3 separate regions of the Homo sapiens genome follow, and regions 2 and 3 are each linked to region 1. Evidence: chromatin contacts called from ENCODE Hi-C or POLR2A ChIA-PET data. All regions are on one chromosome and are shown on one strand. Each heading gives the region's core, a stretch centred on a gene start or an enhancer-like site at or near the end of the contact. The rest is flanking DNA. Distances are from core to core; before and after follow the strand shown.

What was found. Hi-C counts contacts between places; a loop is a spot of excess contacts on that map. ChIA-PET counts read pairs that join two places held with the same protein, here RNA polymerase II (POLR2A). Pooled maps may share reads with other maps.
Region 2: POLR2A ChIA-PET joins it to region 1 with 11 read pairs in MCF 10A. The contact joins the enhancer-like site here to the promoter of DDX5 in region 1. A Hi-C loop is called at or near these places in 6 of 50 pooled maps. POLR2A ChIA-PET finds 5 or more read pairs at or near these places in 3 of 52 experiments (BJ, MCF 10A and PC-3).
Region 3: a pooled map shows a loop between it and region 1 (4-fold over the local background). The contact joins the enhancer-like site here to the promoter of DDX5 in region 1. A Hi-C loop is called at or near these places in 1 of 168 maps with a recorded cell type or tissue (B cell), 2 of 37 single-sample maps with no recorded cell type and 4 of 50 pooled maps.

The regions. Positions count from the first base shown.
Region 1 is chr17:64,505,039-64,508,875 of GRCh38, reverse strand. DDX5 (DEAD-box helicase 5) reads left to right here and starts at 2,587. Exons shown (of 13, transcript NM_004396.5): 1 at 2,587-2,800. The coding sequence starts at 2,757. It overlaps CEP95 (centrosomal protein 95), which reads right to left and starts at 1,899. Exons shown (of 20, transcript NM_138363.3): 1 at 1,760-1,899; 2 at 156-284. The coding sequence starts at 1,778. RefSeq lists enhancers at 1,287-1,396, 1,109-1,725, 1,707-1,796, 1,997-2,236, 2,937-3,066 and 1 more and a silencer at 3,427-3,496.
Region 2 is chr17:65,105,208-65,109,044 of GRCh38, reverse strand. The region is part of intron 2 of LOC100507002 (a long non-coding RNA gene); the gene reads right to left. Among named protein-coding and RNA genes, the nearest start is that of RGS9, 30 kb to the left of the region's middle. Within about 2 kb of position 2,249, at least 19 of the 41 ENCODE cell types and tissues checked have a DNase peak (open chromatin) inside an H3K27ac peak, as active enhancers do; they include PC-3, where a contact is called at or near this core.
Region 3 is chr17:63,944,911-63,947,865 of GRCh38, reverse strand. SCN4A (sodium voltage-gated channel alpha subunit 4) reads left to right here. Exons shown (of 24, transcript NM_000334.4): 18 at 699-821; 19 at 2,228-2,506; 20 at 2,806-2,859. Among named protein-coding and RNA genes, the nearest start is that of CD79B, 14 kb to the right of the region's middle. RefSeq lists an enhancer at 805-1,378 and an insulator at 1-2,013. Within about 2 kb of position 1,250, at least 7 of the 41 ENCODE cell types and tissues checked have a DNase peak (open chromatin) inside an H3K27ac peak, as active enhancers do; they include B cell, where a contact is called at or near this core.

The DNA of each region.
Region 1 (3,837 bases), core at 1,338-3,837:
ATTGTATATTAATATAGAATTTAATATGCAATATTAAAAAAAGAAACAAGCAAAGAGAAAATGAAATTTTATAAATATCAAAGAATCTAACTAAAGGACTAAAAACTTTTGGCCTAAGATATAGGCAAAATTACTCCTGCTTTTAGTATTCTTACCTGGTACCTTTTCTCCCAAAATAGACTGATAAAGAGCAATAAAAACATTAGCATCACAGTCTTGAAGTTCATGTATTCTCAGATGTATATGACACTTAAAAAGAAGGTTATTGGCAATGGTTACCCACTCTGTTGGGAAAAAGGGGGAAAGATCAGTCTTAAAAACCACCAGAAAAAAATCACACAGACATTTAAAAAATCCAACAACCTCCCCCCCAACAAAAACAGACACTGAACTTTGCAGAAGATAAGGAATTTGATTGTTAGAGAATTTCAAAGACCCTTTAGGCATGGTTTTTAAAAAGATGTATTTAATTTCTTGGGATGATTTCCAGAGTGCTGTAATTTCTACATAGTCAAAACTATACTGCAAATTCAATTGATACTGTTGCAGCCTAAAATCTTAAGTTACTTATATAAGCCTTACATGGGTGTTTTTAGTTAAAACATATTTACAAGTAAACAGGAATATTATGTCATAAACAACAGTTTAATGATAATCCGAGGTTACCAGAAACTCATTAATGGAGGCTGCTTCGCACTTGCAATAGTATTGGTCTTGTGTTTACCCAATTATCTTGTGCAAGTCAGGGTTTCTCTGGTGCCGGAAAAAGTGGTGATTAAACTTAGGCTGTTAAGAACTGGTATAATAACAACATCAACGGTAATGCATTTGTTAGTTTTTCTTTTTTATTATATCGATCTATATGAAAGAAAATATGGGAAGTACATGAAGCTCAGAATTATCAATACTGTTGACGTTTCCTGCGTACCACATTCTCCTCTCCCCTAGATATTGCTGGGATTTGCAAAGTTTAACGGTTTCTGTACCAAAAGTAACTTAGCTTAAAATACTTGTTCCTTGAAATGCCTGGGAATTGGTAGGAAAGCACTTTCAATCGGTATTAGAAACAAACATCTCCACTATGTTCTGGACACGTAACGTTCTGGAAACGAATGAGAGTGTATTTTCCATGCACATAATCCCCCTCCCCACGCCCATTTCTCACAGCTGGCCAAACCATGACAACTGGTTTGTACGCAGTCCTTGTGAAAAGGATGAAAGCGTCCTAGACAACCAAATTAATTCGCTCTTCAAAAGCGGTGCTAGACAAAGCCCATGACTCTAGAGGGCACTGAAGAGAAAAAAGCACAACTATTCTACAGGGGCATATTCTACTATTCTGCAGGGGCATAATAAATCTTAAGAATGCTGTTCCTTTAAAGACCAATACAAAAGCAGGTACGACCTCAGGGCCCATAGTGCAAGGGCGGAGGGCACACGGACAGCGGCTAGACGCCCCACAGAAAGACAAGTCCGGGGACGACCCTTCTGACCGCTCTTTTTACAGCCAGGACCCAAGTGTCCTACCGGCCTCGCCCCAGTGCCTCTCTCTCTCCCACAGCATACTGCTGTTCCACGGCCTCGAAGCGAAGAGGTGGTGAAGCTGAGAGACCCTATCCAGGGAACCCGCCAGCGCGACGCGGCGTCTGAAGGTCACGAGCCCCGCCGACAGCCCAGACCCAGTCCGGGCTAGCCCGAGGCCTCCCTGGAGGTGGACGGTTTCAGTCCACACATACTGGGACCCCAGGGAGACACTCACCAGCATCCGAGCCTGCCATGTTTCAGAGGCAGGTCGCCGCCGGACTCCGACGCGGCCGGGAAGGCGACGGTGTCCTGGAAGGACCGATCCACGCAGACCCGACACTGGGGCGCGGACGCACGAACCAAAGCGCGGGGAAGGAGGCGTGAAAGAAGGACGGACGTTAAAAGAGCTTCTCGCCGCTGATTGGTCATCAGAGGAGCACTTCCTTTCACAGGACGTGAAACGGGGGCGGTTTGGGAAGTTTAGAGACCATTCTCCGCCGACCAAAACCCGTCAAAGGATTATCAGACACGCGGGTCGGACGGTCCACATCAGCCGGCAGCCCGGGCGGGTCCCGGGGTGCGAGCAGCGCACTTCCGGTGAGCTATTTCGTTTTGTATCCCTCCGCCGACGTCAACGGGAAAGTAGTGCGGACCGCTCTCTCGGTGGTCCGGGGTGGTACAGCCACGTGACAACGCCAGGCCCCGCCTTCCCCCTCTTTTGGTTACAGACGTGAGGGCTCTTTGGAGACGTAAACATCTCCGAGTGGCGAGGGTGGGCGGGGCTGGGCTTGGGAAAGGGCGGGGTGGCTTGCTTGAGGTGTGGAAAGACCAGAAGAAGGTGAGGTCAAGAGAGTGCAGAATGAGGCATTCCAATGGTGGGTGGGCCCTGACCTGAGAGAGTGGCGCGGGGAGGGGTGAAAGCGCGGCGATCCTGGAACGCCAGCGGGCGTTGCGGCCTATGCGCGAGGGGCGGGGCGATTAGGTCATAGAGCGGCTCCCAGCGTTCCCTGCGGCGTAGGAGGCGGTCCAGACTATAAAAGCGGCTGCCGGAAAGCGGCCGGCACCTCATTCATTTCTACCGGTCTCTAGTAGTGCAGCTTCGGCTGGTGTCATCGGTGTCCTTCCTCCGCTGCCGCCCCCGCAAGGCTTCGCCGTCATCGAGGCCATTTCCAGCGACTTGTCGCACGCTTTTCTATATACTTCGTTCCCCGCCAACCGCAACCATTGACGCCATGTCGGGTTATTCGAGTGACCGAGACCGCGGCCGGGACCGAGGGTGAGTTTGGGAGCCGAGCTGTCAGGCCTGGCGGGTGGGGGGATGGGAGGGCGGGTCAGGGTGGCGGCCGGCGGGGGCTTTGCGGCTTGGACTTGGCCTTTCCGGGCTATCTTGGGACTTCCTTTCCCGAAGGCTTGCGCCATTTTGATATTCACGTCACAGTGATTGGAAGAGATTTGACGGTGTAGTGTCTTCAAGCTTGCTTTTTGTGTGGGGATTGGGGAGCTGTCGGGGCGGCTGCCATTTGGTAGCTGTTGAGGGAGTTGAGAGGGAGCGTATTGTGCGGATGAAAGCGGGACGCTTCGAGGCAGACGAAGGAACATCTGTTAGGTGCGGCGTTTCGGGAGGTGTTTTTGGGGTGGCCGGGCATTCTGTGGGAGCGAGGGGACCACTTCCAAAGCCCTGGTGCTGTTGGGGTAGGAGGGCGGCCGGCATCAGCCATGTGGCTGAGTCGCGAGTACAAAATGCCGGCCTCGGACATGGCGGCGGCGCCTTTGTTACCCCGCCCGGCGGAGGAGCTCAAAATGGCAGCGTCGAGAAAATGTGGCGCAGAGAGAAATGCGAGACAAAGGGGGAAGCGCCGCCCCAGCGGGAACGCCGCCCGGCCGACTCCGCCCGGGCCGGGACTCCTCCCCCGGTAGTCGCCGGCTCCTCCTTTTCTTTTTTCCTGCGTTATATAATTTTGATTCGTTGATCCGGAGCTCTACCGCGGCGTTCCCCCAGCTGGGTTTGCTAGCAGAAGTGTTTCTGAGAAAACCCTTGTTCTGTTATCGCTGACTGTACTGTTTAGGTTCTTACCACTAAAGCTGTTTGGTTCCAAAACGGCCATATGAGTAACATCGTCGTGATGCTCTTCGGTTCATGTAGCCTTGTTATTGCTGATAGTGAATTGCTAGGCTGGTGGGGAAGATTACAGTAACCACAAGAAGTGGTGTGTGCCAGAATCCCAAATTCTGGCATGTGGGTGACAAGTTTCCGACATGATAAATCCCCGGCTTCCGACATGATAAATCCCAGGCTGTTTACATGACCTAAGT
Region 2 (3,837 bases), core at 1,000-3,499, 600 kb before region 1:
GACAGGAAATATCAGGGTATACAGGAGACCTACAGTAAGAATGAAGGTCATTCCTCACCCATTTACTCTGCCCTTGCCGCCCTCCTCAGAGTTATTTCCCGCTGCCTGCTACACATCTGCACCTGGAGGGCCCCTCAAACGCAATCAACTCTTTGGCTCCTATCAACCAAATCCAGAGCCATCCATCCATACTGCTCTGTCTTCATTGAACTGTTTCAATCTTGCAGTATCTATTTTTCTGCCATTAATCATAATTTTTTTTTTTTTTGAGACGGAGTCTTGCTCCGTCGCCCAGGCTGGAGTTCAGTGGCGCGATCTTGCTCATTGCAAGCTCCGCTTCCCAGGTTCACGCCATTCTCCTGCCTCAGCCTCCCAAGTAGCTGGGACTACAGGCACCCACCAACACGCCCGGCTAATTTTTTTGTATTGTATTTTCAGTAGAGACAGGGTTTCACCATGTCAGCCAGGATGGTCTCGATCTCCTGACCTCGTGATCTGCCTGCCTCGGCCTCCCAACGTGCTGGGATTACAGGCGTGAGCCACCGTGTCTGGCTGCCATTAATCATAATTCTATGCACCATTGTATGAGCCCTCAGTTCACAAAGTCCTTTTAACATATATGCACGTAGCCGTCCTCAGAATGAGACCACTGGTTTTTCTAGCCTCAGTGAAGCTGAAAAATAGATGATGTCAGCTGTGTGACACTGGACCAGTTAACTGACCTCTCTGAACCTTAGTATTTTCATCCACTAAGGAAAAAAACATCTAATATCTGCCCTATCTATTTAAAAGGGTGCTTGTGATCAAATGAAAATAATGAATATGAAACAGTTATATAATCCCTAAGGCAATATAGGAACAGTGACAATAGGGTGGGAGTGGTAGTGATAGATGTTATCATTGTCACAATATGCCTTCTAGGGACCAGACAGTAAAGACACATAAGAAAAACTCAGTTAGACAACCTAATGCAAAGAGTGAGATTTAATTGAATACTTTTTATGAATCCAGTGGCATGACTGCTACAAATAAACAACATAATCTTTGTCCTCTGGGAGCTGAGGTGGTAAAGTATATAGAGAGAGATGACCAATACACAGCACAGAATAAAAATGTGTCTCATGTGAAGCATACAGATCCTAATTGCACAGGAGCTGAAAAGGGACTGTGATCACAGGATGCTTCTATAGGTTTGAGTGTGTCCCTCAGAAGTCCATGTGTTGGAAACTTAGTTGCTAATGTAACAGTATTGAGAGGTGGGGCCTTTTAAAAGGGAATTAGGTAATAAGGGTAGAGCCCCATAAGTGGATTAATGCTGTTTGTGAGTGAGATCATTTCCAAGGGACTGAGTTAGTGCCCTGAGGTGTCTTTTGCGTGCACTCACTTGCCCTTCCCCATTTCTGCTGTGTTATAATGCAGTATGAAATCCCTTACCAGGGGCCAGGCATGGTGGTTCACGCCTGTAATCCCAGCACTTTGGAAGGCTGAGGCGGGCAGATCACGAGGTCAGGAGATTGAGACCATCCTGGCTAACACAGTGAATCCCCGTCTCTACTAAAAATACAAAAAATTAGCCAGGCATGGTGGCAGGTGCCTGTAGTCCCAGCTACTAGGGAGGCTGAGGCAGGAGAATGGCGTGAACCCAGGAGGCGGAGCTTGCAGTGAGCTGAAATCAGGCCACTGCACTCCAGCCTGGGTGACAGAGCGAGACTCTGTCTCAAAAAAAAAAAAAAAAAAATCCCTTACCAGAAGCTGTCACCATGCCCTTGGTCTTCCCAGCTTCCATAACCGTGAGCCAAATAAGCTTCTTTTCTTTATAAATTAGCCCATGTCAAGCATTCTGTTATAGCAACAGAAAATGGACTAAGACAGATGGTCAATGAATGCTTCCTAGAGGAAGTGAACTTGGGAAGGAACCCATGATATGGCTAGGTAGACAGGAAGGAGGTGTAGACTAACCTGGATATATCAGAAGAGAGCTGAATCAGAAAAATCCTAATTGCCCCCTCCCTCTCAGGCAGCCTGCTCCTGAAGCTAGGAGGCTCCAATCTTCCCAAGGAGGGAAAGAGTATGGAACAATGTCTTATGCCAACACTAAGGAAAGGGATTTCCTATTTCAATCTCTGTTGCTAAACAAGCATTTGCAGCTGAACCACAATCTCAAGAAATGGGCCAAGATCAGGTGCACAGGGAAGGCTCTGAGGATAGCCTCACCACTCAGCATTCCGGGCACAGCGCCAGTCACTCAGACAGCGTGCAAAACACGGCTGGGGCTCCTTGTGCAAGACTGACTGCAAGCTTTATCTGCATGGACACTTTCTTGGCTCACAGAATTGTTTTGGAACAAAAGCTATTCATTTCAGCTTGATTTGGAGCCACAATCCTTGGCTTTCTGCAGTGTCAGGACTTGGCAGTGTTTCTGGCCACTGGGTCAGCCATGAGGCCAACAGCAGAGAGGGGAGCAAAGACACAACCCCACACTGTACTGGGGGATGCTGAGAGGTGGTCCTGCTCTTCCTGGGATGGCCAGGGGACTGAGGAGCCATGGCTACTGGAGTGATTCTTTTCAGCAGCAGCCAACAGCCCCGTCCTCCCCAGCACACACACACACACACACACACACACACACACACACACACACACACTGTTATGCAGTTTCTGATGACAGGGCTTAAAGCATCCTCGTCCTTTCAGTCATAACTTTTCAGATTATAAATACGGTACTTCATCGGGTAAAATAACCATCTCCTTAGTAGTGAGGCAGAGGGAGCTAACGGTGGATGGCGGAGTTGTACCTACTTTGCCAGTTAGACATTTAAACTTCTCTGATAAAAATGACAGTCACTCCATTTCTTTCCCTTTGTGTTTAAAAAAAAAAATCAATCTCTGAGGAATTTGCAACTACCCCTCAAAGGAGATTAACAGGAGTTATTTCTAAAAGCACAATCAAGAGGGGCTTTCCAGCGATGACGTCTCTGCACAAAGGAGGGATTTTCTGGGAAGAGGGGAGTCTGTGTCTTGAACATTTTTAGGGGTCTTCCCATTAGGGGACAGAATAATTTTCCTCCAACCTTTTCCCCTGTAAACTCACTTAAGGGATTCCTTTTTAAATTGTAATAAATCTCAATTACGAAAAATATGACTGACTCCTTGGGTCCGGAATGGTCTTGGAGAGGTGGTCTTGGTGGGCAAGGTGGCAGGTGACAGGTGCCTGTACTCCACTCACGACGGGAGAAAACCCACCTTGATTTTCAAGCTCCCCAGGAAGGGTGCAGCTGTGGCCTTTCTCCAGGCTACCCCTTCTTCTGTCCAGCGTGCATCCCTTCTGAGCTATCTCCTTTCGTGAGACACATTGAAGACCCCCGGTCCTTCCCCATACCATCACCTCCCCACCCCACCCCACCACTGTTTACCAGAGCACAGCTGCCCAGTTCTCCCAGAATCCTGACTTCTCCACAACTATTTCCTGAGGCCTCAAACAAATGCTACATAAAAGGGTCATCACTGGGCTGGGCACGGTGGCTCACATCTATAATCGTAGCACTTTGGGAGGCCAAAGCGGGTGGATCACCTGAGGTCAGGCGTTCGAGGTCAGCCTGGCCAACATGGCAAAACCCCATCTCTACTAATAATATAAAAATTAGCCAGGCATGGTGGCAGGCACCTGTAATTCCAGCTACTCCAGAGGCTAAGGCAGGAGAATCGCTTGAACCCGGGGGTGGAGGTTGCAGTGAGCCAAGATCGCACCACTTCACTCCATCGGGGGAAAAAAAAAAAAGCATCATCACTGGACTCTCTCTGACCCCATCACAGGCCTAGCGTTGCCCCTCTCAGATT
Region 3 (2,955 bases), core at 1-2,500, 560 kb after region 1:
TAGCTACATCCAGAGGCTGTCAGTGTGGCGGGGACCTCAGGAAGCCCACGCCCTGAAGGGCAGGACCTGCCCGAGGCCACCCCCAGAGTCAGACCCTCAATCAGTGCTGCCCTTCTCAGACAGAGCTGCCCAGGGAGGGGTTAGGGACTGGGAGGCCTTCCCTTCTCCTCAGGGAAAGGAGGCCTTGGGGGAAGACAGCAGGCAGGAGGGCTACTTACCATCCCTGCCAATAGGAGTGGAGGAGTTTCTTACTTCATACATTTTATTTATTTATTTTTAAGATGGGATCTTGCTATGTTGCCCAGGCTGGTCTTGAACTCCTGGGCTCAAGCAATCCTCCTACCTTGGCCTCCCAAAGTGCTGGGATTACAGGTGTGAGCCACCATGCCCGGCCAGGAATGGAGGATTTTCTTAGCCTCTTAGATGGGCTCACAGGCCTCCCCGAAGGAGTCGGGTACCATCCCTCCTACTCACAGTCATCCCCAGTTGGTTGATGACATCACTGAGGTGGTGCCAGGCTCCTACAGGTACTGGGACAGGTCCCAGGGCTGCTCTTCCCACCGGACAGGACCACCCACTAGGGAGGGGATCTAAGGGAGACAACCAGGAGCTGTGAGTCCAGGAAGACCCCCGTGGCCTGGGCTTGAGGGGAGGCTGGGGGCCTTGCACGCACTGATCCCCTCACCCCTCCCCTGCAGGTCTCCATCATCAGCTTGGTGGCCAACTGGCTGGGCTACTCGGAGCTGGGACCCATCAAATCCCTGCGGACACTGCGGGCCCTGCGTCCCCTGAGGGCACTGTCCCGATTCGAGGGCATGAGGGTGGGTGCTGAAGGGGCCTCTGGGGTGGGCTGGGGATGGGGGACCGGCCACCTTCACTGCAGGGTGGAGGGTGCATGTCTATACTCCAACCACCACCAGAGGGAAGCAGAGAGCTTGGACCCACGGCCCTGCCTGAGGCCAGGTCTGGCCCCCACCTCCCCTAGCTGTCCTCCCCGCAGGCCATCTTCTGCCTGCCCCATTCCCACTCTCAGCCCCCGATCCAGCCCGCCCTTAGCTTACCTCTGCCACTACTTGAGGGGAGCAGAGACTGCAGAAGCACCCAGGAGGGCCCCACGGCCAGGGAAGAGGAGGAAGGAAGGCAGGTTTATGTGGTGTTTATGGGTGGTTTATGAGTGGGTTTATGGGTGGCCCTCCCCAGCCTCAGACTGAGCCACCCAGGGCTTTGAAACAAGGTGCCTGCACCCTGGCTCTGAGCCTTCCCCTCACCCCCCACTGATGAGCTTGGCGTCACGGTTGGGGCCATGCCCTTGAGCTTGGGGTCAGTTTGGGGAAGATCCACTCAGGCCCTGGAGAGCGGAAGTGGCAGGTAAACACAGGGTTGCGGCGGGGTGGGGGGGGGGGCAAGAAAAATGGGACTTCCCCAGGAAGAGAGATCTGCTGGGAGCAAGACCTGCTCCAGCGGGACAAATTTCTGCAAATCTAGAGGCCATGGCGAGCCCCCCCAAGCGGCCCCTTCCTGTCCCTGCAAGAGGCCAGCCGAATGCTGGGCCCTCTGACCCCCCAGAGCCAGGGAGCCCTCCCGTTGAGGGGAAACAAGCTGCCTGTGGCCATGCAGCTGGTCAGTGCCCCAACCAGGAACAGAGCTCCCCTGGGCACACCAGGCTTGTGCCACCCACTCTAGAGGTCATGAAATGGCTCCTCCTTAAAAAGAGAGGGGTGTCAGATCCAGCCCAGTCTGCAGTGGTCAGGTGGGCTGTGTGACTAGGGCTGGTGGGGATGGGGCTTCTGTCCCAGAGCTCCTGCTGCTTCAAAGACCCTGGTGCCCTCTTTTCTGTGCCTGTGTCTGGGGCTCTGGGGCTGAAAACCCATGAGCAGGGGCTGGGTCACGTGAGCTGAGTTTCCTATGGGGGCTGAGCAAAGAGTGTTTGTCTCCTGCCTGGTGACCTGTGACCAGGCTGCTTCCAGAGAAACCCAGCACCCCTACTCTGGGCTGATGGCTCCAGTCAAGCAGAGAGCCCTCTTGACCACCAGGCCTGCAGCTCCCTCCCCCTCCCCCTTACCACCCCCAACCTGCACACACACAGCCCAGCAGGTCGGCCCTCCTCTAGGAAGCCCTCCCTAATTGACAATGCCCAGCTCTGCCTGGTCCCCTGGGTGGCGTAGAGATGTGGAGCCCTCTCTCAGAGGCTGGGAGAGGCACTGGCAATGGACCCCCTGGCCCCCAGGTGGTGGTGAACGCCCTCCTAGGCGCCATCCCCTCCATCATGAATGTGCTGCTTGTCTGCCTCATCTTCTGGCTGATCTTCAGCATCATGGGTGTCAACCTGTTTGCCGGCAAGTTCTACTACTGCATCAACACCACCACCTCTGAGAGGTTCGACATCTCCGAGGTCAACAACAAGTCTGAGTGCGAGAGCCTCATGCACACAGGCCAGGTCCGCTGGCTCAATGTCAAGGTCAACTACGACAACGTGGGTCTGGGCTACCTCTCCCTCCTGCAGGTGGTGAGTGTGACCCACCACCCCTGCCGGGAACCTGGATGGAGGTGCCCCCCACCCCGGTCCTCTCGTTGTACCCAACCCCAGTGTCACTCCTGGTTAGGGGACCGCCCACCCTGCTTCCAATGCTGTGGGATCCCCAGGCAGTGTCTAGACCTCTCTGGTCTTTATTTGATGCTAGCCCAGTGGGGCTCTGGCAGGCGGCCTCTGGCAGGGGAGGACCAGGTTGGGTGGGGGAGGGAAACTCATGGATGATGAAAGCAGGGAGCAGCCCCCCGGCTCACTCCCCAACCACACTCTCTCAGGCCACCTTCAAGGGTTGGATGGACATCATGTATGCAGCCGTGGACTCCCGGGAGGTGAGTCGGGGTCGCTGAGATGTGGCTGGTGAGCGAGCCAGGGAAGAGGACTCAAGACAGGAGGGAGACTTGGCAGCACGTTCTGTCCCCGAGACT